Linked DNA regions of Mus musculus: all the other regions are linked to region 1. Evidence: chromatin loops called from intact Hi-C (ENCODE). Cell type or tissue: heart. All regions are shown on one strand.

Evidence for each region. Hi-C counts contacts between places; a loop is a spot of excess contacts. Peaks named below come from ENCODE experiments on the same cell type or tissue, not always from the same donor. Only the 100,000 strongest peaks of a DNase experiment are listed, where the experiment ranks them.
Region 2: it touches region 1 in a loop (9-fold over the local background); 8 of 42 quality-filtered maps call a loop at or near these places.
Region 3: a loop joins it to region 1, with 5 times the contacts of the local background. A loop is called at or near these places in 14 of 42 quality-filtered maps.
Region 4: it touches region 1 in a loop (6-fold over the local background); 2 of 42 quality-filtered maps call a loop at or near these places.
Region 5: it touches region 1 in a loop (5-fold over the local background); 18 of 42 quality-filtered maps call a loop at or near these places.

The regions. Positions count from the first base shown.
Region 1 is chr5:33,201,377-33,206,376 of GRCm38, reverse strand. No RefSeq gene overlaps it. Among named protein-coding and RNA genes, the nearest start is that of Spon2, 14 kb to the left of the region's middle. In heart, a CTCF peak has its summit at 2,616 (motif pointing left); a DNase peak (open chromatin) is centred at 2,626; H3K4me3 peaks cover 386 bases; H3K27ac peaks cover 314 bases.
Region 2 is chr5:33,295,495-33,300,494 of GRCm38, reverse strand. Gm20465 (a long non-coding RNA gene) reads left to right here. Exons shown (of 3, transcript XR_001785039.1): 2 at 2,236-2,353; 3 at 2,517-2,717. LOC115486406 (a long non-coding RNA gene) reads left to right here and starts at 3,022. Exons shown (of 4, transcript XR_001785037.1): 1 at 3,022-3,509; 2 at 4,694-4,837. In heart, a CTCF peak has its summit at 3,103 (motif pointing right); no DNase peak of the experiment used is centred here.
Region 3 is chr5:33,268,409-33,273,408 of GRCm38, reverse strand. It overlaps Ctbp1 (C-terminal binding protein 1), which reads left to right. Exons shown (of 10, transcript NM_001198861.1): 2 at 3,775-3,967. The coding sequence starts at 3,961. Among named protein-coding and RNA genes, the nearest start is that of Ctbp1, 4.1 kb to the left of the region's middle. In heart, no CTCF peak of the experiment used is centred here; a DNase peak (open chromatin) is centred at 2,638; H3K4me3 peaks cover 1,670 bases; H3K27ac peaks cover 2,626 bases.
Region 4 is chr5:33,440,170-33,445,169 of GRCm38, reverse strand. No RefSeq gene overlaps it. Among named protein-coding and RNA genes, the nearest start is that of Nkx1-1, 8.6 kb to the right of the region's middle. In heart, a CTCF peak has its summit at 2,066; a DNase peak (open chromatin) is centred at 2,194; H3K4me3 peaks cover 632 bases; H3K27me3 peaks cover 4,836 bases.
Region 5 is chr5:33,375,880-33,380,879 of GRCm38, reverse strand. It overlaps Uvssa (UV stimulated scaffold protein A), which reads right to left and starts at 2,184. Exons shown (of 14, transcript NM_001081101.2): 1 at 1,878-2,184; 2 at 1,555-1,654. The coding sequence starts at 1,652. In heart, a CTCF peak has its summit at 2,512 (motif pointing right); a DNase peak (open chromatin) is centred at 2,299; H3K4me3 peaks cover 2,588 bases; H3K27ac peaks cover 2,636 bases.

The DNA.
Region 1 (5,000 bases):
AGCATTTGCTGAAGGCTCATTTTTGTTGCTTATGACATATTATGAACTCCAGGATCTGGCTTAGTTGCTTTTGCTGTGTGAACACACGAGGGATGGCTTCACCAGGTTCACGGGAGTCAGCCAGACATGCCTGTGCTGCCTGTTGTCAACAAAGGCTCTGTGTTCTTTTTTTGTTTTGTTTCCTTTTGTTTTTTTGTTTTTTGAGACAGGGTTTCTCTGTGTAGCCCTGGCTGCCCTGGAACTCACTCTGTAGACCAGGCTGGCCTCGAACTCAGAAATCCACCTGCCTCTGCCTCCAGAGTGCTGGGATTAAAGGCGTGCGCCACCACTGCCTGGCTAGGCTCTGTGTTCTTACATCTCTGCTCCACTGAACTGAAAAGCTTACAGAGCCTGTGATATGCCTCAACTTTTCATAGCGCATACATAATTACAAATAGGCTCCTACTTTAATTTTGAAGTTTCCAGTAAAAGGCAAATACATGTTTAAAATGGTCTGGAACCTGTAAAACCTGAGGCTATGTCCTTAGACCCCAGAGGTCCAGCAAGAGCACCAATGAGCTGTGTAGAGTCTCATGAAATGCACCATTCTAGAAAGTGCAGGAGATGACCTTGGAGCCAGCCATCAAAGTATGTCTCTTTTCAATAGGATTAAACATGGACCACAGGGGACCTGAGAAAGCTACCACTTTAGAGACAGAAAATCCTTTAAAGTCACTTTGACTGTCTGGTAGCTGGTGACTCTGAGCCATCTTGGTTAGTAGGGGACAAAGAGGCCTCTGGGCAGCACCGGGCATATCTCACTGGGCATGTGCTTGGTCAAGGCTGGCCCCTGCCCCTTGAACTTTGTCTCCTGCCTTGATAACTTGGTTTCTGGGTTCCTGCTCTAAGCCTGATGGAGAAACAGGTGTGTCTTCAGCTCTAGTCCATGAATGCAGAGATGTCTGAGAAGTACGGGATGCTGCCTGCTAGAAGCTGAGATGGGGCAAGTATAGAGTTGTCCATCAAGGGCAGTACAGCCACGCCCAGCATAAGAAGCCCCTAAGATCAATGCATTCTGTGACTTGATCTTGTTTCTTAGTGTGACTACTTATCAATGTCCCTTAGCAGTAAGTTATAGATAATTTTGTGTGAAAAGAGAGTGAAGATATCTTGGATGGTTAATCTGAGGTGAGACGGGAGGAACAGGGTGGGAAGCTTAGTCTGAGGGGAGACAGGAGGAGCAGGGAGGGACGCTGTGCCTGCTCCTCCTCTGGTCTGGTAAGCTCCCCCGAGATCTTCTCTCTTTCTTTTTCAGGTTTTTAATTATTATTTGTAATTCTCTCTATATGTTCTCAGAGGGTGGGGAGGGTTCATTCACACAAGTGTGGTTCCCTGCTGAAGTTGGGGGCCATCTGATATAGGTGCTGGGAACCAAACTCTGGAAGAGCAAGCAAGAGCTCTTAACCCCCAAGCCATGGCTGCAGCCCCTCTCCTCTTACCAGCCTTCCTTTCGCTTTCTGTGAGTGAGGTAGCTAGTCCCTCTGACAGAGAAAGACTGTGAGACTGCAAGAGCCTAGTGACCCACCTGAAGGCAGATTACTAAGGAAAAAGTACTGCTGGATGTGAGAACACTTGGATGTTCCCTTCCTTTGGAAAGGGTTCTGATGGGACCCTTCCCCTCTGCATAAGTCCCTTGGCTTTTAACAAGTCTTATTACAGACTAGGAAACAGGAGAAGGGTGGCATATTAAATAGACACCAATGCCTAAATTCCACAGGACAATCAGACCTCACTCAGGCCTGTGTCTGAGATGTAGCTGCCCCCAGCATCACCCTGGGTTGGGAGTTCTCTGAAGCAGAGCCCGAGTCAGCGATTTGCTTCCAGAGGACAGGGGAGATGCTAAAGAGTAAAGTTAGATTCATTAAGACGCATCCCAAATTATGGGGGATGCAGGAACATGAGATAAACCGACAGACATATGACCCAGAAATTCCACTAAGTTTATAACCCAGAGAATTGAAAACAGGGCCTTAAACAGAACCTCGGATAGCTGTACAGATGGTCGTGAGCCTTCATGTGGTTGTTGAGAATTGAATTTTTAGGACCTCTGCTCGCTCTGGTTGTCCCTGCTCGCTCCAGCCCAAAAATTCATTTATTATTATACATAAGTACACTGTAGCTGACTTCTGACGCACCAAAAGAGGGCGTCAGATCCCACTACAGATGGTTATGAGCCACCATGTGGTTAACAGCAGCACTCAATCATAAAAAGAAGACTGTGAAACTCGTGGACCAAAGGGATGAAAAAGATGGAGGTTCGTAACTGCTGGAATCTTCAAAAACAAAAACAATATCTGAAACTGGGAACTCCTGGAGTGGATAGAAGACAGCAAGAAGAGACTAATGATGTACAGGACTGCCAAACTAGAAGCCTCAACAGAAAGGGTGTGAAGAACCTGAAAAGTGTGAGTTTGGGGGAGAGTGTGGGAATGTGTTTTTTACTCCATTGCTTTGAACATCGTGACAGAGCGCCTGGGTGTTGACGTGTAGAAGTTTCTTTCTGTCCCCAGAGTTATTCACTCAGTCCGCATCAACTTCCTCCTCCTATAAGCAATGCTTCTCTTCTGACACCTGCTGGCCACACGTGGCATGGCACCTCCTTCTGTAACTCTTGCCTGTCTGAGGAAGGGAATAGAGTGGCTGTACTTAGGGCTAGAGGAATCTGGACAAAAGCAAGCAGAAAGTACCCTCCACTCATCCTAATAACGCAACGTTCCCAGAAGACTGGCATTTAACACGAGAGTCAACCTGGCTTCATCAATTCAAAATCCCCCACTGAGCATGTTTTAGGACACACTTTCAACCCACAAATATTTACGGAACCTCCATCATATGGCCAGACACCGTTCCAGGCTTATTACAAGCCTAGAGATTGGGAAAGTGTGGAATAAAATTCCTGCTGTTCCCCGGCACCTCAAAGAAGGCAGATGATTGCACACTTTGCTCCCAAGATGCGCACACAGAGACCAACAGGCTGGCAAGAACAGCCCCATGTGAACAGATGCAGGAATGGCAATGAGCAAGTCCTACAAAAATAAGGTGTGACCACTGACAGACCAGCAGTACTCTGACCGTCCCAACGAGGGTGAGGGTGAGCTTCAGGGGTGTTTGGTGATAGAGAAGTGGAGACCCTGATTCCATACACAGCCAGGCTCTGGAAGAGGCTCAGCAGGAGAGATGCAGCCCTAACTGGAAGTTTCTGAGCATGGCAGATATGAGAGACATCTAGTTGGTCATGTTTGGAAAGTAATCTTCCATAGTCACCGCAAGCTCCTCTCTAGGAGCAGTCAGCTGCCTCAGCAGACCCCTTTGGGGCCCTGCTCCCTAAATTGCGCAATGTCCCATGTGTGCCTGAGAAGAGACACCTGCTCCACTGTCACCTCACACAACAGTCTGCAAATGTCAGGAGGGTCCGTCGCTGCGGCAGTCTTTCCAGGTCCTTGCTGACTTTCTGTCCAGTTATATGAAGTATGGAGAGGGCTGTGGAAAAACATCAATCCACCTAGTTCTTTCTTGGGTTCTGTTATCTGCGTCCCATGTGTTTAGAAGTGGTATCGTTTGGTGATCTTCCGATGGTTGTCTCTCTTCCCCCTCTGTGAGAGGTCTCTTACCCCTAGTAACAGTCTACTCTAACACCCACCTTATCTGAGCCATGCACGCTTTTGTTAATGCATGCTTGGATGGCCTGTCTTCTACGTCTTACTCTATCGAGAGCGCTATGCTTGAGATGCTCCCCACAGTCTGCATTATAACAACTAAAGTCCGTTTCCACAATCCTCCTCTAGCCCCTGATTAGACTATATAATGTACCTTGTAACTATTAATAGCAGAAGAAAGCATGCCTGCTATTTTATTATTTTCTTTTCATCTTTTGTCTCTTTTTTTCCCATTTCCTATCTACCTGTGGGTTGCCTGAACTTCTCATATTTTATTTTGCTTTATCTATAGTGTTTTCACTATAGCTTTCTATAGTTTTATTCCTTATTAGTATCTCCTAGTATGAATATTTTACTATTTTAGAAGGAACATCAAATAATGTTGAGTTGTCTTTAATATTATTTCCATATACAGTGAAAGGCACAGCAGTGTTTAAATCTTTGCTTTCAACTGTTAGTTTTAAATTGGAGAGCAGCAGATGTGAACGAAGCTGGGACATAGCAATGGGGAAGCAGGGGTGGGCGGGTCTCCACAAGGCAGCCTAGGCTACACAGTGAGTTCCAGGCCAGCCTAAGCTACACAACAAGACTCTGGGATTAAAGGCATGTACTACCGTGCCTGGTTAAATATCCTTTAACTCAAGTGTCCTTGGGTTTCCTGATCTCCTCTGACCTAAGAGCATCCTCACGGACACTTTGGTGTACGTAGGATTCTGGTGGCATGCTCTCAGAGCCGAGGCACGTGCCACCGTTTGCTGGAGTCTGTTTCCCTGACATCAGTCATCACTGCCAACGCCCTCCTTCTCTCCTGCGGTCTCCCAGATGCGCCTCCGACTTCCTGCTCTCTAATTCCGGACGTTGGTTGTGATGCACGTGGAGATGGATGTTTTAGAGGTTTAGCCAAGCTTCTTGAATCTGCAAGTTTATGTCTTTTACAAAATCTGCAGAGGTTTTACATTCATTACATCCTCCATTTTTTTCTGGCTTTACATTCTTTTTCCTTTCCACTGGGCCTCGACATATTTTAGACCTGTGATCATTATTCCACAATCCGCAAGGCTCTATTCAATCGCAGCTCTCTCTGCCGCTCAGTCGGGACTGCGTTTACTAGTTTTGCTCATTGGTTCTTCCCACCGTTGCTGAGTCTGCTCGGTAGGGCACAGTTTTCCATGGTCCTGAGTTTTCCTGTCCTGATGTGTTCATCCCTTCCTTTTCTTTTTCTTCTTTCTTTCTTTTACATTCTCATACAATATATCCTGTTTATTACTTCCCCTCCCTTTACTTCTCCCACTTCTTCCCCATCCT
Region 2 (5,000 bases), 94 kb before region 1:
TCTGGCCATGGAGACATCTAGTTTGTGCTGAGGCCAAGCTGTTAGCAGTAAGATAGTGTGCCTTAATGGAATCTCTGAGTCTGAGGAGGGAAAGAGATTGGAGAGGGCAAGTGAGGAGTCCCAAGTCTAATTCTGAATGGGACGCGCCCATGGTTAGAGACAAATCAAACCCCAGGAACAAGTGATAGAGGAGGCAGGAAGGGAGATGCGGGGAATTTCCAGGAGAACAAGGAGGAGATGGGAGAGACTTAGAAGAGGGGCCTTGTGTACTGTGAGCGAAGTAGGATTCCAATAGTGTAGGGATGGAGACGCAGGAAAGGTAAGTGTCATAGTGATGGGGTCTCAACCTGAGGGTGTCCCCAAAGGGAAAGAGACTTGTCAGAGTGATGCCTGGATCAGTGGAGGGGCACACAAGAGGGCATAGGGAAGCTGCTTTGGAGGCTTTTAAGCAGTGAGAGGGTCAGGACACAGAGACAGGTTCCAGTGGCCAATGAGAGAGAGACTGAACAGATAGCTGTGAGATAGCACTTACCAGAGTAAGTGAAGAGAGACCTGAAGAAGAGAGAAGTAAGCCGAGGAGAGACAGATGGTTAAAGATGAAACTGCTCAAGAAGCAGACTCTAAAACTTAGAATCAAATATGCTGGGTGGCAGATGCCAGAAGGAGCAGGTTACTGGTGCCCAGAAGGGTCAAAAAGCTACAGTTCCATTTCATTAGAAGGGGCCAGGCCTTTGGGGAATCCAGTGTTCCTCTCGGATTTCAGGCACCAAATATAAAGGATGGCATAGAGAAACTTTAAGGGTCTGAAAATCGCTGAAATAAGACCCCAGACTCAGATACTATGCAAAACCAAAGAGGGTTTATTTTGCAGAAACCAGCATGTGGGGGTCAACCATTTTTTGAAATGGCGACCCCAGATATAGGCACGAAGGTCTTCTTATAGGGAACTGGGGGAATTCTGTAGAAGGATTATGTAATCTAAAATTTCATTGGTGGATGCTGGGGGGGGGGGTGTCACAGGTGATCAGTGGTCTACATTCCTATGTTATGAGCATTCAACCATGTGATGAAATACAGCTGTCCGGCGCAGACGGCCCATCCTGAGATAAGATATTTCCCCATTTTGTGGTTATCCTCAGGCTGTTCTTTGGGAGAGGGTTTTATGATCTTGTTCTGGATTTTATGGCCTATTCCTGAAGCTAGTGCCTTACGGTCTTTTTTGAAAGCAGGTCTGGTTCTCAAAATGGAGACAAATGGGGTCCTTAAATGGGGACAAATGGGGTTTGCATTGTCCTTTCAAAGCTACCTAACAGACTGCTCTGTGGGTAGAAAGGTTTACTGGGGATGAAACTACCCAGACTAACTCTGGGGCAGAGACAGCAAAACGGTGGAAAAGCAAGCATAACTCATAGGTCAGTCATCAGGACCAGGGGTGGGGGTGGGGGTGGGGGTGGGAGCGGGTCTGAGCTGATGCAGGCTGCCAGGGTTGACTGGGAGTTAGGTGCTCTTGCCTGAAGGTAGTTGATTTTTGGGGAAGGCTAAGTGATGCTTCTTTGAGGGTTAAGGGTGGTTTTGGTAGACAGGAGCCTGCTTTAGGAGACGTGTTTTTCTGGTAATAATTCCATGTGGTAATAAGCTTTTAGGCTTATTTACCCAACAACAATTCTGTTTACCCAGTCAAAGTCATTTTGCTTAGGGCAATGTCACCAGCGTGGTTTCTGTTGCTGGTTTTTTTTTTTTTTTTTTTTTTGGAAGGGGGGAGGAAGGTTCTTTGGATCCAATTAGACCTCTTTTCTGCTCCAGACTATTTTTTTTTTTGTCTTGATGATGACAGTGTTAGAGGGCATTTATTAAAAAAATAAAAAAAATTCAAGCCGGGCGTGGTGGTGCATGCTTTTAATCCCAGTATTTGGGAGGCAGAGGCAGGCAGATTTCTGAGTTCAAGGCCAGCCTGGTCTACAGAGTGAGTTCCAGGACAGCTTGGGCTATACAGAGAAACCCTGTCTCCAAAAAAAAAAAAAAAAAAAATTATGTTTCTTTTCTCTGCCTGCCCCTACTCCCAAAATAACTCTTTTTGAGTCTAATATTTGTCAATAAATGCCTAGGCTACAAGCTTTGCCTTGTCCCTGGCTAGCCCGTAACTTATTTAACTCATACAAATTATTCTATGTCTTCCACATGGTTAGTTACCTCTCCTCCAGTCCCAGCCTGCTTCTCCCTTTTTGTCTCCCTTAGTGTCTCCTGGAGCATCTCTCTGGAATCTCCCTTTATTCTTTCTCCCACTATTTCCTGTCAGCGTCCCACCTCCTATTTCCTGCCTCAGCTCATTGGCCACTGGCTTTTTTATCGACAGGTAATGCTTAGAAGAGATTCTTCTCTATACATTTTAAAATATAACTTTGAAAAATGAGCCATAAATTCAGCCCATGCTTGGGAGAGGGGAATTGGGATCTTCCTCTTTTTTAAAAAACAATTAAATTGTTTTCAATTATGTGTATGTGTGTTTCTGCATAAAGGTTTGTGTGCATGAATGCACGTGCCTGGGGAGACCAGATGCGTCGGATCTCTCAGAGCTGTGAGCCACCTTGGCTCTGGAAGAGCAGCAAGTATTCTTAACCACTGAGCCATCTCTCCAGCCACAGTATCCTCTTCTGGAAATGAGGAGTATAAACAAGTTTTAAGCTTTTTTAAAAAGAACCTTCTTTTGTTTAGATAGTTCCTGTAAGCAGTCTACCCTCTTGGACTCAAAGGCATTAGAATTTATTATTTAAAATTTTTTTCAATTATTTTGTTTTTTTGTTTTATGTGTATGGGTATTTTGCCTGCATGTATGTATGTATGTCTGTGCACCACATGTATCCCTCATGCCCAAGGAAGGCAGAAAATGATTTTGGGTCCTCTGGAACTGGAGTTACAGAGAGTTGTAAACTGCCGTGTGGGTGCTGAGAATTGACCCTGGGTCCTCTGGAAGAACAGCCAGTGCTTTTAACCACTGAGGCAGCTCCTTAGCCCATTATTTATTTATTCATATCCACCTATTTTTACTTTATATGTTTTGTTTGCATGCATGTATCAAGTGTATTGCAGTGCTCCTGGAGACCAGAAGAGGGCATTGGATCACCTGGGACTGAACTCGATATGTGTGCTGGCAATGGAACCCAGGTCTTCTGCAAGAACAGCAAGCATTTTCCAGCTCTCCAGCCCCAGGCATTAGAGTTCATATTCCTCGGTGCTTTTTCTAACCCCAGAAATGACCCTCTGACACCACCATCTCGGAAGGACCTTCCGCCTCAGAAAGGGCATCCGGTTGCTAAACTACTCTGTTCTCCATGAATGATCTGGGCAGGACCTGATACCCCCAGCTGTTGTTTTGATCAGCCCTGGCCTTGAGTGTCATGGAATACAGTCACCATTGGCCCAGCTCTCCTTCTCGATGCTGGGACAGCTGGCCAGCGTTTTTCAAAGGGGAGCCAGGCTGCGATGGAGGTAGCAGGAGAGAAGGCAGGGAGGTGAGGGCTTAGTCCTCAGTGTGCTCTGACTCCCCCAGACTCTCAGCTACTCTTCCTCCAAGCTCTCCAGCTTTGTCATCGTCCAAAGATCAGCTCAGAGGTGCCAACAGCCCCTCCTCTACATGGCCTTCCTGGTGGCTTTTTGGTTCCTAGTGGGAGGATGGAGAGTAATACATGTCTTGTGGGATGCTGCCCCAGGCTTCCTTTCCTACTGGTCTTTAGCATAACCTGTGGTGAATAGAGAAATTCAGTCATTTCTAAAGCCCTGTATATAGGCTTAGATTTTTTTCAAAACTTACTTTAATTGGGGTTCTTAAACTCTTCAATCTCCCTTCTAGCCCACTGACCCTCAGAGGTAGGGGGGAAAGAAGGTTAATAAGGGAAGGGTGTGGTGGATCTGTTTAGAAGTAGTTCCTTGGGGTGATTCCAGGCTTCAGTGTTAGGATACCAAGTGGTTCAGTTCAATAGCAGACATCAAACACCGTGATCCAGCAGAAATAGCAAAGACCAGAGAAGCCTTGCACAGCGTTGCAGTGCAAGATTGTCCTCTCACTGGTTAAGGGGTCCCATTTATATTCTTTCTAAACATCACCTGCTCTCTTAAGTGTCTGTTTTCACATGCCCCCTCTCTTAAGTGTCTGTTTTCACATGCCCCCTCACAAGACAGCTTCTGGAAAAATATCACGTGACACAGCTGAGTTGTTAAAGAAGCCAGGCATTTCCACGTCATCTGTCACCCAACCCAGCCCAATGGAAATCCCAATGGCACCCTTCACTCTGCAGGGCTCCTGGTCCCTTCTCTCTGTGTTCTGATATCAGAGCCTTGACCATATTATGACCTGCAGCTATAGATTTTCTTATGGATGGGGCTCTAGAGGTCTTGAGGATTCCATCTTGTGGGACACCCATTATAGACCACTGGCAAAGTGGCTTGAAGGGGCTTTTGGGTGACCTAAGAGCCAAGCTGAAGCAACCTAAGGCACATTCTGAGTACTAGTCTGAGTACTTCTGAGGCACGTTCTGAGTACTAATCTAAGTACTTATTCTTTCCCTCTGTTTTTGGTTGTTTTTAAAATTAATCTATTTTAATTTTATGTACATTGGTGATTTGACTGCATGTATGTCTGTGTGAGGGTGTCGGATCCCTGGAACAGAAGTTAAGACAGTCCTGTACTGCCATGCAGGTGCTGAAAATTGATCTGGGTCCCCTGAAAGAGCAGCCAGTACTCCTAACCACTGAGCCATCTCCCCAGCTTCCTGTTTGGTTTGTTTGAGACAAGGTTGTACTGTGCCGTCCTGGCTGATGAGCTGTAGAGAAATGCCGACAGGTGGGTTGGTTACATCACTGTCTATCAGGCCTGAACAGAAGGCGGGCCAGTGAGGAACAATGTACAGTGAATGATATGGTACCACCTGCCTTCAGGGTAGGTCTTCCCACCTCAGCTTACCCAATTTGCCGCTTCACAGACATGCCCAAAAGTTTGGTGACCC
Region 3 (5,000 bases), 67 kb before region 1:
CTAGCAGTTTTATTCCCCGGGTAGTATGTTCCCTTACTGTGTTTTGCTTTGTCACTTCCAGATTCAGAGCACGTGTCCAATATAAACAGGGATACACAGGATGCTTACCCCAGTGTGATTGGCATGCAGGACATCGGGGCTCCATTATAGAGTTGGACTAACATCTTTGAGACCCCGGGGGAGCATGATCTCTGGAAGAATGATAGCAGGATGTGAATATGGGCTGGGCTCATATGTGTGTTCTCTCTGTTTCATCTGCAACATGGGGTGACAGCTGTGGGATGTGCCAAGTTCAGGGACAGCGTTGTGGTGTAGTGTGGGGTCATACTGTTCTCCGGAACTCTATGAGTTTGCTTGTCTTGTTACTATTTAGGGTGGCAGCTGTGGTTTGAGGCTGCTCTTTCTCTGCATGGCCCTGCTGTATGTGTCAGCCTGGCTTCCACAGATGTCTGAGGGCACTGTGCCATGTTAGTTGTACATAGTGTGGGCTGGGGCCTGTGGAATCCTGGTGGGACCTCAGTGATACACTGTCCTTCTCTGGCTATTCTATCTTCTGTCACCTGTGGACCTGTAGCAGGTTTCAGCTTGTGTTTCGCCCTTTTCCAGATGAGTCTCATGCTCAGAGAGGTCTAGTGTCCCCTTCAGGGTTCTAGGTGGGACAGACTCCTGTCCTTCCAGCAGCTCACTATTTCCTACCTGCCTTTTGTACTTCATTGGTGAGTGCCCACAGGGTAACCTGGCAAGAAACTTGTGTGGACATTGATCCTTAGATCTGGGTACTGCTGAGGACCCCCTGTCCATGAGACCTACTAGCTGTGTGGCCTCCCGGCATGGTATGGAAAGCAGACATGTCCTGAGGTCTGTACTGCATGGCAGCACCTTTACACTAGCTTTCATTCTTCTAGTGTCAGGAAAGGATTTGGCTTGCTTGGTGCTGGGCAGGGGGCCTGCCTTCAAGCCCCGGGATGTAAACTTCTTCACAAGAGAGGCAGCGGCTTATGTGGACTTGGTTTTGTAGTTAACCCATGGCACCTGAAAGTCTGTCAGCACCAGTGCCTGCATTCTGCATCGTCACACTCACTGTTAGCAGTGACTCTGGGTTCTGTGGGGTAGACGGGTTCAGCCTACCGTGTCTTTCAGCAGTCCTGCAGCAGCTGCAGCGTCCTTGTCCCTCTGGGGCTGAGGGCCATGCTCACAAACATGTACTATCTTTCTCAGAGCCCAAACTGTTACTGTGTTGGGTGGTAGCTTTAGAAGACACGCTCATTTTCTATAAAGTTGAAACTTTCTGTGTGGCCTCTTGTCAGATTTCCCTGACTTGGCTTCTGTGAAGTCCCAGGTCTTTGTATGTCCCCAGTCAGCATCAGACCTGTGTTATAAAGACAGAGTCGGAGCTTGGAGATTTTGGGACAGGGCTACATTGGCTTGGGTGGGTCAAAGGAAAATTCAGTAGGGTTGGGATTATGATGTACGGGCCAGGGCTGCAAGGGTTTGTACCTCACTGGGAGCATGGAAGTGAGGACTCAGAAAGATCTGCACCCCTCCCCCACATTGCTATCCCTTGTTTTGAGTGGCTGTGGTGCTCTTCCTGCTACTGTCTCCAGTAGAAATACATAGGGCTGCTCCGTCTGGAGATAAGTCTGCAGTGAAGCTTTCTGTAAATCCCATGACCTCTGTGTCCTTTACAAGGCCAGGGCTCTCTACAGCATTGGAAGGTTGTCCTGTTAAGAAAGGCAGGAAGGGAAGTAGTCTCCAATAAGCTGGAAAGTCGTGTTCTTCCAGTGAAAATAGTTTTCCCAACTGGCTTTGGAACAGGCAGGTGTTCTAGGATGTCAAGACTGGCAGTATTTGTTGTAACACACACAGGCAAACTGCTACACATAGACACAAAGTAGCCAGCATGATTGGAAATGTGGCAAATCCACGCCCTTTATTGTGTTTTTATTCTGTGTCTTCCCTGACGTGTGGTATAAGTCACAGCTGGCTGTGGAACACTCTGGTTTCTCACAGACACCTTCCCTCAGTGCCACCTCACTGTCCTGCTCTACTTTACCTGTTCCTTGGGCAGTGCCTGCCCTGGAGGTTCATGTAGCATCGCTTTGCCTCCTGTTGTCCTTACTTTTCAGCTCCATTCTTACCAGGTAGCAGGCACTTACAGATTTGGCCTCCACCTGATCTGAGTTCTAGGTTTTGTCCTCTGACCTCCAGATGTGGGCAGGGACCAGGCTACAGGACAGTTTTTGTAACTAGAGAGCGCTACTTGGGATTAGAGCTGGTCTTGTAATCCAGAGGGATCTGTGCTTAGAGGTAGGAGAGACACCTCCCTCCCCCAGTTGCTGAGGAATTCTTTCCCAGAGGGCCTTTAAGGAGGATGGGAGTGGCTGAAGGAGAGATTGATCTTGGTTGAAAAGTGCTGGCCGTTCCCAGAAGGAAGTTTTTGGTTGGTTGGTTGGTTGATTGGTTGGTTGCTTGAGACAGGTTCCCAGAGCCCCCACAGCCCAGATAGCTGTTGTTTTTGATATTGCAGATGACAGTGCCCCATGCAAGGAACAAATATTCCTTGCCACGAGTCTTGTCAGAGCTTCCAGCATCCTGACTTTAGGTCTGTTCTTCTGCACTGGCTCTTTAGTGCCCTCTGCTGGGAACGTTCGGCATGGCACCTACTAAGAGGAGGGTTGGGCCTGTGGCAGGTGCCTGGCACGGGCAGGCTGTGACTCTAGGGCGTTGTTGCTGCTTTACTGACTGGCTGTCCATTGTCTGTAGTGTTCATCAAGGCTGGGCATATCTTGGAAGCTAGCACTGGGTATGTGTGCTGGGAATTCACAGAGACAGCTTGTGAGAAAGTTTGTGAGTATTCTGGAAAGAGATATTCCCCAAATACATTGGGTGCTGGGTTCCTTGGCCACAACCTAACTTGGATTGTGGCCATTTGTGGCCTTTCTGGATGAGTTTCCAGAGCATTGACTGACAAGTGGTCTTGTCTTTTGGTGATGCTGAAGGGTGGCAGGCCAGGCTCCATCTTAGCATCCTAGTATCCCGATGTCCAGCTAAACTGAGGGGTTGGCCCTTGTGTGGGTCCAAATGTTAGGAACAGAGACCAGGGCTTTGGGTGCTCAGTGACACACTTTGGGGATTGGGCTTTTGTGCTTACCTCTAATATCCTAGGTTTCTGGGCTACAGGCCCTACCAAAGTGTGTGGGGGGTCACGGCCACACTTTGAACATGACTAGGCAGCACTTTCAGGAGAACTAGGCGACTGTTAGCGATGTCGGGATGCTTCGAAGGGACTGGGAAGGAAGTAGGCTAGGCTGTTGGAAAGCCAGCATCTAGCAAGCTTTCCTGAAAGTCTCATTAAAAGATCCATGCTGGAACATGGTTGGGACAGACTTAGATGTCAGGAAATGTAAGTATAGAGGAGAAGAAACTCCCAGGACCAGCTGGTAGGCCCCATTCTGCAATTGCATGTTCCTGTATTCAGTGTCAGTTGCCTGAGAACACAAGTGTTTGAGAACACTTGAAGAAGTCTGGAGGGGTAGCCAACCACAGAGCCGTTCCTCGGTTCACATAGATGACTCGAGGGCTTGCCCTAACCTAGAATCACAAACTCTGAGTGAGTGAGTGAGTGCCTTGCTGTCCAGGTTGGTCTTCCGGCTGCTGCAGCTGGACAGGGCTAAGGATATAGCAAAAAGTTTCGCTCTCATGAAGCGTCCTGGAGTCTGAGTTTTAGCTGGCCTTTGATGGCGTTTTAACTTGTCTCTTGTGTTTGATTTTTAGTAAGACTTTGAACCCGACGCAGGCTTCAGTGGCTGCTGTGGAGCAGAAGCCTGAGAGCTTTGGTTGGAGACAATAAGACGTGGGATGAGGCTCCGTGACAGAACGCGGTTCGGCCTGGGGATTCTGAAGACAAAAAGCTTTGGACAGGCGAATTCATGGTCGTGGAAACCCCGCCCCAATTAAGCAATGTCAGGTTGGTAGGGGTTGCCAAGTGAAGCCATCTCTGCAAAGGAACTACAGGAGGGACTTGGGTTGCAAAGTTAGGCAGACTGACCTGTGGCTGATGACTGTGGGATGCCTGAGGAATGTGCTTGGTGTTTGCAGGCTGCCTTGGTCAGCAGTCATCCAGCTACTGTGCTAGGGGTTGGTTTCTGTAAGAAAAGTGTCCTGAGGGTATGGAGGTGGGTGCTGAGGGCAGGTCTTACCTGAAGGAGCTCGAGAGTCAGTTTTGAGGCTGTGCAAGCCCCAGTTGAGACCAGAGATCCTGAGCACAGCTCAGTAAGGTTTTTTTGTCTTTTATGTCTTCAGTGAAGCCCAGCCCTGGATTAGTGTTCCTGTATAGCACGGTCTAGTTACTAGACTTGTCTGCCTCCTAGGTGGGTTTGTTTGGGACCCTAGCACTGCAGCAGCTCTGTGAATGAAGAGGCACTATAAGCCCACTGTGTTTTAGAGGGCTTGGTCTTTTGTCCTTTCACGTGAATCTTTGGGTATCATACCCATTTTTAGATGAAGATAATAGGCTTAGACCCAGCCTAACCACATCTGTATCCGTTGGTCCTCCATGAGGAGTTGTCTACAGGGTGAGAGAATGGAGTTTCTATCAGTCTGCCAGGCTGGGCAGGTCCTTGATGAGGTATAGGCCACTTCCTAGGGAATAAATAGGCTCAGACTGTCCTTTGAGGGCTTGCTTTATAGCCTTAGAGGATTTGTTGACATGGGCATTGCTCACTGGTGATTCTTACAATATGGTGTTCAAGCCAGGGAACGAGAAAAGTAGATGTTTACCAACACTTTTAAAATAGCAGTAAGTCCATTACCTGCTACAAGAAGTAACACTTTTATGTGAGAAAAGTCACTTTGCAAGTCCAAGTTGGAGAATGATTGGATTGTTGCATTTGTCCACCTCTGTTGCCTGGTGATAGCGATGTGGTCCTTAGAGATCAAGGAAGGGGGGGATGCAAATGCTGAGCCTGTGACCTTGCACATCCCATCTTGAGGGTTGGGTC
Region 4 (5,000 bases), 240 kb before region 1:
ACAGACAGGAACTGAGCAGGAGGCCACAGGAATTCCAACAAAGGTAAGATTGCTAGGATTGACCCCTGTAGCCACCATCACAGGAGCCTGGTAGAAGCTGGAGCCTTACAACAAGCAGCAATTGCAATTTGAAGTTTATGTACATATAACATATGTCTGTGTACACATTTCATATATATATACACAAAAATTCTCCAGTAGCCACAGCAAGTATTTAGAACTAGACCAACACGTTTCTTCTTAGGGAGTGTCCATCAGATGCTTGGGAATCATAGTATGGGTGGCAAGAAGCAGACAGACTGGTCACCCGTGTGTGTCCTGGAGGGCACCATCCACTTCCTAGGCCAAGCATAGTCCAGAAAGCTGGACTGGCAGGGGTGAGAAAGGGCTACAGGCCCCAAAGGGGCTTGTAGTCTCCCAGGAAATTCCCTTGGTCCCCAGAAGACCACTGGGCAGGGCCATTGCTTACAGTCACAGCCTGGCCTCACCTCCGGCCTTCTTTCCCCTAGAACCCCACAGGTGAAGGGCTGTACTCACTAGAAAAGACAGAGAGCCCAGCTCCTGACAGCTGCTGCTCACAGCACTGCTGTCCCCAGGCAAGCAGTGGCCAACCCTTGCCCTGGACCAGGGTCTCACATCCTGACTTTAACAAGCGCAAGATAATTGTGCTTGCTGAAACACACACTTCTGGGAACAACAGAATCAAGGCCAGCCTCCCCTAGCTCCTCTGGGCAGTGGTTACTGAGACCAGCCAGTCCAGGTAGTCTCTGAAGGCATCATGGTGAGTGAATGAGAAGAGAAGGGAAGACTCTGGGAAAAGGCACATCTAGTGTAAAGGTTTGGAGACAGGAATGGGCCTGGTGTACTCAGTAGAAGCAAGAAAGCCTCCTGGGAGGAAAGCGGGAAATAGGAGAGGTGTTCACTCACTGCTGCTGTGGGCTGAGGCCTCAGCCAGGACTTAATCCCGATGCGATGATACTGAAGGGGTGCGAGGAAAGAATTGGGACCCCTCCATCAGAGAACACACCTGTCGAGGCCTTCACATCAGAAAAAACAAATCAGGAAGCAAGCTCAGGCCATAGAAGACACCCAGGGACCTGGCCCTCGCCTGACCAGGCAAGATCTCTGGGCACTCACTCCGTGGAGCCCCAGGAAGCAGAGACAGGCATTGTCTGGCCTGCTGACCTCGATTCTGTGGGGCCAGGCTTGGCCAGGACCCAGGCTGGTGGCAGGGCTGGGCACAGGAGACATCACGCCTCAGGCCCCAGCACCAGGACCACGGCACCTGCCCCAGATTAGATTCTCCTTTCTCATTACCGCTGTAATGGGTCCTTCAGACCTCATTCCAGCCCTAGATATTATCTGACCCGTATAATTAATTAATTATCGCCCAAATATTATAGATTATTAAAAATAGCATAACTAATAGTGTAATATCTCAAGCTGTCGACTTTAATAGTCAACATTGTCTTGGCAGAGCTTATCAGCCCAGGACACCCGGTGAGAATATTGATTCCGGGTAATTTTAGCCGTCATCTGCCATCCTGACGGGATTGTCAGGCCTCACCCAGGCCGGCCTCATTTGAAATCGTTAAACCGCTGCTCGGCTCACAGCGGATCTTAATGTTTCCTTTTTCTCCCCTTCAATATGTTTCAGCAACAGAGAAGGAAATAAATAGAGAAGTGGAGGGGGGAGGACGACGCGAGGGAGAGGGACAGCCTGCACCCCTGGAGAGCGCAGGGGTGACAGCCTCGCCCCTGCACTCGTATTGGTCTTTTCTGGGGTTCTCCGGTCTCAGCCCCCTGTGCTGCGGAGCAAAGGGTGGGGATCCCCACAGACCGACACCCCGTTCAGCCACGCGCGCTCGTGCCCAGGGACGCAGGCGCAAAGCCAGGTCCGGCCGCACCGGTATGCGGTACCAGGACTCTGGCGTGTTCTCTGCACGGTCCGATCCGTGCATGCCTGACTACACTTTAGGCGTTTGGATTCCAGCCTCGGGACCCCCGTCCTGCTCACCCAGTTCTCCCGAGCGCAGACACGAATCGCTGCAGTTCTGCGCCGTGTCGGCAGGGGGCGGGCGGGGGCCGTGGGCGAAGCGATAGTGTGTCTTCACCTGGGCAGTCGCAGGGCCCCTCAGTGGCGCAGCCCTCCCTCGTGAGCTGTCTCCTCTCAGTACTCAAGCACCCAGGTCTCCGACATCCACCGTTAAACACCCGCTACATCGCAGACACGCCCCCATCCAGAGGACACGCCTCTCCGCACTCCACACTCCTTCCCCAGAACATCTTTTACCCCATGACATGCTCCCAACCCCCTAACTCCCACCCCTGCAGACACTTTTCTCTTGAAGATAAAGTCCCCTGACACCTGGACATCCTCCTACTCCGACAACATGCCCCCTTCCCAAGACACTCTCTCACCCAGAAAACTTGCCCCTTATCCCCACCCCAAGGATATGTCTCTCCTCAGGACACCCCGTCAGGAGGATAACGTCCACCCTGACAATACACCCCTTGACCTCGACGACATGCCCTTGGATCTCCTTTCTCCTCCCCTTGGATCTCAAAATCCCCCTTCCTGGTTTCCTGTAATGTAAAATAGTTTCTCAGCCTTCTAATTATGATTCATGTTCATAGTAATAATTTAATAATCAAGGACTGCGCTAGAGCCATTAACCTCAATTAAGCTCATTGTTTGGTGACCAGTTCCTCTCCACATGCCCTTCTGACCCAAGTGGCCCTGTGGGCACTTAGGTTGTGTGTGTGTGTGCCAGCTGGAAGACTTCATTGTGTTCATTTACTGAGCACCTTCTGTGTACTTGACCTGAGCTCCTTCCCTCACCTTCTTGCCCCTCTTTAATGTTGGGGTACAGTCTCTAGAAGTCCTCCTACTCACCCCTCCCTTTCCCCAGGGGGCCTCTCTATTTACCCATTGTCCCAGCTTCCCAGACTCCCCAGTCCAATACAAGCTAGCCCTCCTCCACAGTAGAGCAAAGAACCCCCCCACCCCCACTGTCTCCATTCCAGAGCCTTCCCTAAAGCCAATGGGAATGGGATGACATTCTCCCTGGTAACAGGAGCCCCAGAGCCTCCCCCATAACAAAGACTGTGCCAATCTTACTTATCCCTGATCCCAGACTCACCCTCACAAGAGAAGCGCTGAAGGTGTCTAAATAAATGATAAATGGAAGAAAGCCCCTAGAGTATCATGTGAGTCACACTGTCTGTAGGGGTGTCCAGTGGCCCATAACCACTGGACAGGACAGAGATGGGCAAGTCAGTTGATGGACACATGGAACTGAGACAGAGAAGCCAGGTGAGGTGGGCCCATTCTCTACGCTGGGTTGGGTGCTGACAGGTCACATGCTGACTCCAAGCTGCTGGGCCTCCAGCAGCTAAGCTGCTGCTGTGGGGCTGCAGTGTAAGAAGCAGAGAGCTCTACAGCTTGAGCCTGCACTGGTCCTGTGGCCAAGCTTGGCTTCAAGAGTACAGGACAGAGACAATCTCCAGCAGGCTATGGTGCAGTACGAAGATGAAAAGAATAAAGAATTACAGACAAATAAACCAACCTGCTACATTTCTGACTAAAGCTCCCCTGGTAATGTAGCGAACACCGGGGAGGAGGGACAAGAAGCATTATCAGGGTCAGCACAATGCAACCTGACCCTGGAGGCTGTGTGTTAGAACTGTGTGGTGCTGGAAAGCTGCCTTCCACCCTTCCACCCCTGTGCAGGCTAATTCCCAGGTCTCTTATGGCCTCTGGGAAGGCTGAGCCTAAGGCAGGGATTCAGATGCCTGATAGTCCCAAGACCAACCAATCAACAAACAAACAAACAAAAAAACAAAAAAAACCAAACAAACCAAAATGAGGGTATAGTAAACTGTGAACGGATGTTTCTTTGTGAAAGTCCATGTAGTCTGATTGGAAGGGAACTCTGGAGTGACTCATGCCAGCCTCCTTGTTCCCAATTCTCTCTGAGAGCAACATCCCTTCCAGACAATGGCACTGACAACAGCCAGCCAAGATGGGCATGCCTGGATATAGGCAGGCCTCACCTGCAGCCATAGGTGCACCATAGAGTGCCCAGTGCCAGACTACTCTGAAGATGTGGCAAAGCAGAGTGGATGGCAGAGCCAAGAGTCACCAGGGACATTTTCTACCCACAGGAGCTAGGCATATTAGTCTGATGGCAAAGGTGCACGCCCTTGGTTGAAACCCTTGCCCAACGCTGACCTCTTTTCCTTGTGTGTGCAAGTTTGCAGTTTTCATTCTACCTCTATCTTAATGAGAGGCACAGGACCAAGTCACACACAGTGTTCAAGAGTCCAGTTTGGCCAGAGCCACGTGAACAGAGAAATGCCCCTGCATGTGTTAGAGTAAGGCATGGCCATGGTTTACTAACTGCAAGACAAGATAGGGTAAACTAAGGCCAAAGAAGAGAATGATATGCTCAAAGCTATCCAATCAGTAGGCAGAGGGGTTTTAATGTGAACACTGGTACTCCTGACCAGTGTTTAAAGTGAAAAGTTGAAGCTGGTGAGATGGCTCAGCAGGTAAGAGCACTGACTGCTCTTCCGAAGGTCCTGAGTTCAAATCCCAGCAACCACATGGTGGCTCACAGCCACTCGTAATGAGATCTGATGCCCTCTTCTGGTACGTCTGAAGTCAGCTACAGTATATTTATGTACAATAATAAATCTTTGGGCCAGAGTGATCGGAGTTGACCAGAACAAGCAGAGGTCCTAAAAATTCATTTCCCAACAACCACATGAAGGCTCACAACCATTTGTACAGCTACAGTGTACTTACATACATAAAATAATAAAGAAAGAAATCTTAAAAAAAAAAATAAAGTGAAAAGTCACAGATAACCCGTTTCTCAGTGCCAGGGGCAGATGTCCTGGGCAATGCAGAGACTGAGTCTGACAAGGGGTTGCGATGAGGGGCAGGTGATGGTGCCAGTCTCACTGGGAAGAAACTGATGTGCTCCCAGGTCTGA
Region 5 (5,000 bases), 170 kb before region 1:
AGCAAATGCTCACAATAAGATATAATAAGCCCAACTCTTTGTATAGCAGAGACATCCGAGCTGTTAAACTTTTCCCTGCTTGAGCCAGCTTTCTCCCTTGGAAGGATCCTCACTCTTAAGAAACTTTCTTGCTTTAGTTGCTACTACACAATCTTTGTTCTGATACATGAAAGCCTAGAACCCCTCTAGAGGTGCCCTCTGAGCCCCAGTGTCAGCCAGACAGGACTGAGTGCATAGACCAGAATCCTCTACAGGAAATGGAGCAAAAGGTTCTCAAAGTCCTCTGGGTTGCTCCTCTATTCCCATTTCCATACCCTATGTAAATCACACTTGGAGGTTTTTCTGGGGTGTACAGCTAAACCAGGCCCAGAATTATTGCAATGTGAATACTCTACCACTTCAGAAAGAATCATTTAAGTTCTCTCATTTTATAAACAAAGGCTCATTAGTGACCAAGGCAATGAAGGAATTTTGCTTCTTAACCAAATAAGACTGCCTTGAGTAGCAAGGCAGGGAGCATCACAGTGCTTCCTTCCGAGGGATTAATAAGGATGAGAACGACTACTTTAAAGATTGGGTCCGGGCTGGAGAGATGGCTCAGCGGGTAAGAACACTGACCACTCTTCTGAGGTTCTGAGTTCAAATCTCTGCCACCACATGGCGGATCACAACCATCTGTTATAAGATCTGACGTCCTCTTCTGGTGTCTGAAGACAACTACAGTGTACTTATGTATAAAAATAAATGAATCTTTTAAAAAAATATTGGGTTCTATGATGGTACATGCCTATGACCCCAAAGGAACACTTAAGTGGAAGCAGGAAGATCAGAAATTCACAGCCAGCCTTAGCTACATAGTAAAGAGGTTAACCTGGGCTACATGAGAATCTGTCAGAGAGAGAGAGAGAGAGAGAGAGAGAGAGAGAGAGAGAAGAAGAAGAAGAAGAAGGAGGAGGAGGAGGAGGAGGAGGAGGAGGAGGAGGAGGAGGGAGAGGAGGAGGAGAAGGAGAAATAATAATAATAATAATAATAATAATAATAATGATGATGATGATGATAATAATAGGTAGCTCAGTGGTACAGTTTGCTTGGGGACAGCATGCTTGGGGCTCCTGAGCATCCCTGGGGGTGGGGCGGGGGTGGGGAGGCCAGAGCCACTGACCCAATCATGAACTCTTTACTCCAACGGAAAAGAAGAGGATCTACTTTTACTGACATAGTGTGATAGCTTTATACCTTACAGAAATCGTCAGAGGCACCAAGTTCAGAGTTTGCGCGACATTCTGGACCCAGGTACACCAGGATTACAGCCCCAGAAATCCTTTAGTGGTTCCTGAGACAAGGCCTTACTATGTAGCCCAAGCTGCGGGGAACTCATGCTACTCCCAACTCTACCTCACAACAGGCAAATGCCACCATGCCCTGGTGATCAGATAATTCCTTCCTAGGTAGTGAATGCAGGAGGTGGCAGAGGTGTACAAGAGGGCAGAGGGTCCACAATCTCCACGGTGTGGGTGCTCAGGGGACATTGGCACATTTAGCCTCAATACATACTTGCAAATTTTCTTCAGTTCCTTCATTTTCTGAGCATTGAGTTGGGATTCTCCTGAAGTTGTGAGCTCCTCTATCAACTGTGAAAGTTTCTGATCCATATCTAGAAACAAGGGACGCGGAGATGCTGAGTTAACATACAATAAATACTTCACGGTCTTAGTTTTAAGTTTATGGGGGACTCCAAATACTGGGGATTACGGCAAAGGCCCTAGGGTGTCTCTGTAGGTTGTCTCCCAGGCGAAGAAGGCTAGCCACCACATTCCCACGGAAGGCCATCAAGCCCTTCGGTGATAATTAGCTAAGGTTTTAAAGATGAGACTAACTCCGGCAGTCTTCGGTCAGCTGTGTGGGTGACGTTACCGCGGGCTAAGGGGAAATGTCACTAAATTTTAAGCAAACTGGCCGCACAAGAAACTCGCTCTCTGCAAGCGACAGTCTCTGGACAACTGCGGGGGCGACTGATCCGACCCTGCGGGCCGAGAATCTGACCAGCCACGACCCTCAGTCCGCCGCACTCGCTGCCTCAGGAGACGTAGTACCAGCGTCCCTCAGCCCCGGTGACACGGCCCGCAGGATGCAGCAGCTTGTTTCGCCCACCCCTTCCGGTGTAGACAGAGCTCTCTCTGTTACAGGCCCCAGAGAGCAGCGGGCACACACTCGCGAAGACCCGCGGCGCAGGAGCGGAAGTCACCGCGACGCGCCCGCTCTGGTCCAGTCCCTTTCAGATGAGGCAGCCACCCGTCTCCGTCATTTGCCTGGAGCGGCTCCACAGCGCAGGCGCGAGGACGCGGCAACGCGGTGACGCAACGCTCCTCCAGGGGGCGGGGCAGATCGAGAAGAACTAAGCGCGAGAAAAAGGAGGCGGGAGGGCCCGGCAAGTTCTTAAAGGGGCGGTGGCTTTGGGTCAGGAGTATGAGACTGAGGTGCAGAAAGAAGTTTTGATCTGGGGATCAGTTCTCTGGCCACCAGGAGGCTCGCGGCCTATGTACAGCCTCTGTATATCTGCTAAGAAAGCTCAGAAGGGAATCTGGGCGCAAGTCCGGTTGGGAAGGGTCGGCCCGCCTCCCTGACCGGGTCAGTTGTCCACCCCAGGACAGGCTATGGTGGGAGGCACCGTTGCAAGGCTGCCCTGGGGTAGTGGTGGTTGCACTGATTGGATGTTTTAAAATGTCAGTTCAGTCTCAACGTAGATGATTGTAGAAGATATGTCAGCTCTCGGCTAGAGCTGCTTGCTCCCTTCCTACAGCTTCACAGTGTTCAGGACTCTGGCCTCTACCAACCTCACGCTGCTTCAGCCCAACTCTTGAACGCACAGACCCCGGATACTGCCGCCTTAGCCGGCTCACAACTCGCTCTGCCTTTCCGCTGTCAGCTCCTGCTTCGCTTAGCAAAGGAGAAGCATACACCGGTCTCCCTGTGTATCCGGTTTGGGGTTCGGGTCTGCACCCATAGAGCGGGCATTCAGCCAGTTTGTGTGTCCTGCAGGACGGTCTTGAGCTTCTGGACTAGACTGTTAAAAGCATGGTGTGCCTACTGTCCCACCCACTTACCTACCCTTCCCTGAATCCGGGTCAGTGAACAAAGTCAACTGGACTCCCCCGACACGTCCGTCCCCTCCCCCCCCCTCCCCCGTTCATTTGTGTTGTGTTCAATATGTGAGGATCTGGCAACTCAACTTGTGATGTTTGGAATCTGAGCTCTTCCCACCACCTCTTGGCAGGTCCCAGTCCTCATACACTCGTGAGATTGATCGTGGACTGTAGTTTCTCATTTTACATGCACAGATTGCCCCCACCCATCCCACCCCCAAAATTTAAAGAGAATGAAATGTCTTTAAGATATTATTACATTTTTTTTTATTGGGGGGTTAGAAGGTGGGACCCTCCCTAGTATGATCAGGACAATTTCTGAGAGGTGGTTCTCTCCACCATGTGGGTTCCACTACTCAAACGGAAGTTGCCAGGCTTAGCAGCTGTGTGATCTCAGGAGTTGGAAAATGTCTTTTAAAGAAGTACAAGAAAAGGTTGTGTCAAGCCAGGCTTGTACATATGTGCGGCGGGGCGGGGGGGGGTGGGGGGGGTCCGTCAAAAGTTGAGCTTGCTGCAGACAGGAGCAAGAAGTGGCCTGCCAGCACTTCTCAGGGAGTCCTGGGAAGGAAACGAGAGCAGATCCAGACTCTGAGCAACTCAAGAACTGTAAACAATAAAGCTGATGAAAGGATTGCAAATCTCTTTTATAAGCCACAGTTCAATAGATTTTGAAGTTCAATATTGAGGAAAAAATTATGACAACAGCTACTCAAGTGATATGGAGGGAGGAAATGGTAATATATGTTCCAAGAGTTGTATTCTTACATAAATCGGTATACTACTTGAAGGTATATTGTGATAAACAGTCACATAGTATATGATGTCATTTCAGTTGATGTCAAACCAAATTCGACACCTAATGATATAGCAGATGTTTAAGTACATACTATGGTCACATAACGATGTAACTGCCTAATGACCCATTTCTCAGAACATACCACTATCATCAACAGAACCCCTAAAGTAAAAAAATTAATTAGATGCAACAGGGCAGAGAATGGCTTACTGACAGCATTTACACAGCTTGTGTGAGGCCCTAGATTTGATCCTGCAGAAAAGTGGGTCATCACTCCTAAGATTGCAAAGACAGGCCAGGTGTGGTGGCACATGCCTTTGATCCCAGCATTCAGGAGGCAGAGGCAGGTAGATCTCTGTGAGTTTGAGGCCAGCCTGGTCTACAGAATGAGTTCTGGACAGTCAGAGCAACATAGAGAAACTCTGTCTCACCGCCTTCCCCATGAGACTAATTTAAAATAAACAAAATGGATACAGGTGAAAACAGAAAAGGGAACAAAGAGCAGATGAGACAAATCAGAAACAAGTAGCAGATAACAGACTTAAGTCTAATAGGAAGAGTTACTAGTCAAAGACAGATATGGTGGCACCTGCCTTTTAATTCTCATACCCAGGAGGCAGGGGCAGATGGATCCTTTAAAATTAAAGTCCAGCCTGGTCTACATAGTGAGTTCCAGGACTGCTAAAGCTATTGGGGAATAGGGAGTGCAGAGGGAGGCTATTTCAACAACAAAACAACAAAGGCAAAGGCCTGTATGTGGGGGCTTCACTGGCATCCAGGCCAACAGTTCATGAGGTAGTTTGCCCATGGCACTGAGATTTTCTTTCAATACCCTATTTGTTCTCAGGCCTAATCCTTTTCCCACTGACACAACCTTTAATGTCTTTAAAAGCTGCTTTTGCTGTTCTTCCAGATGCTTTGCCAAACTCGAAAGTCACTTTAAGGCTAGCATTAAATAATAGGGCCTTTATATAGAGGGTGGGCAGGATCTCTGAAGGTCCACTGCCTTTCACTCAAAGCAAGTAAGAATTGGTCTTGAGACTATGAGGAAACTAAACAAG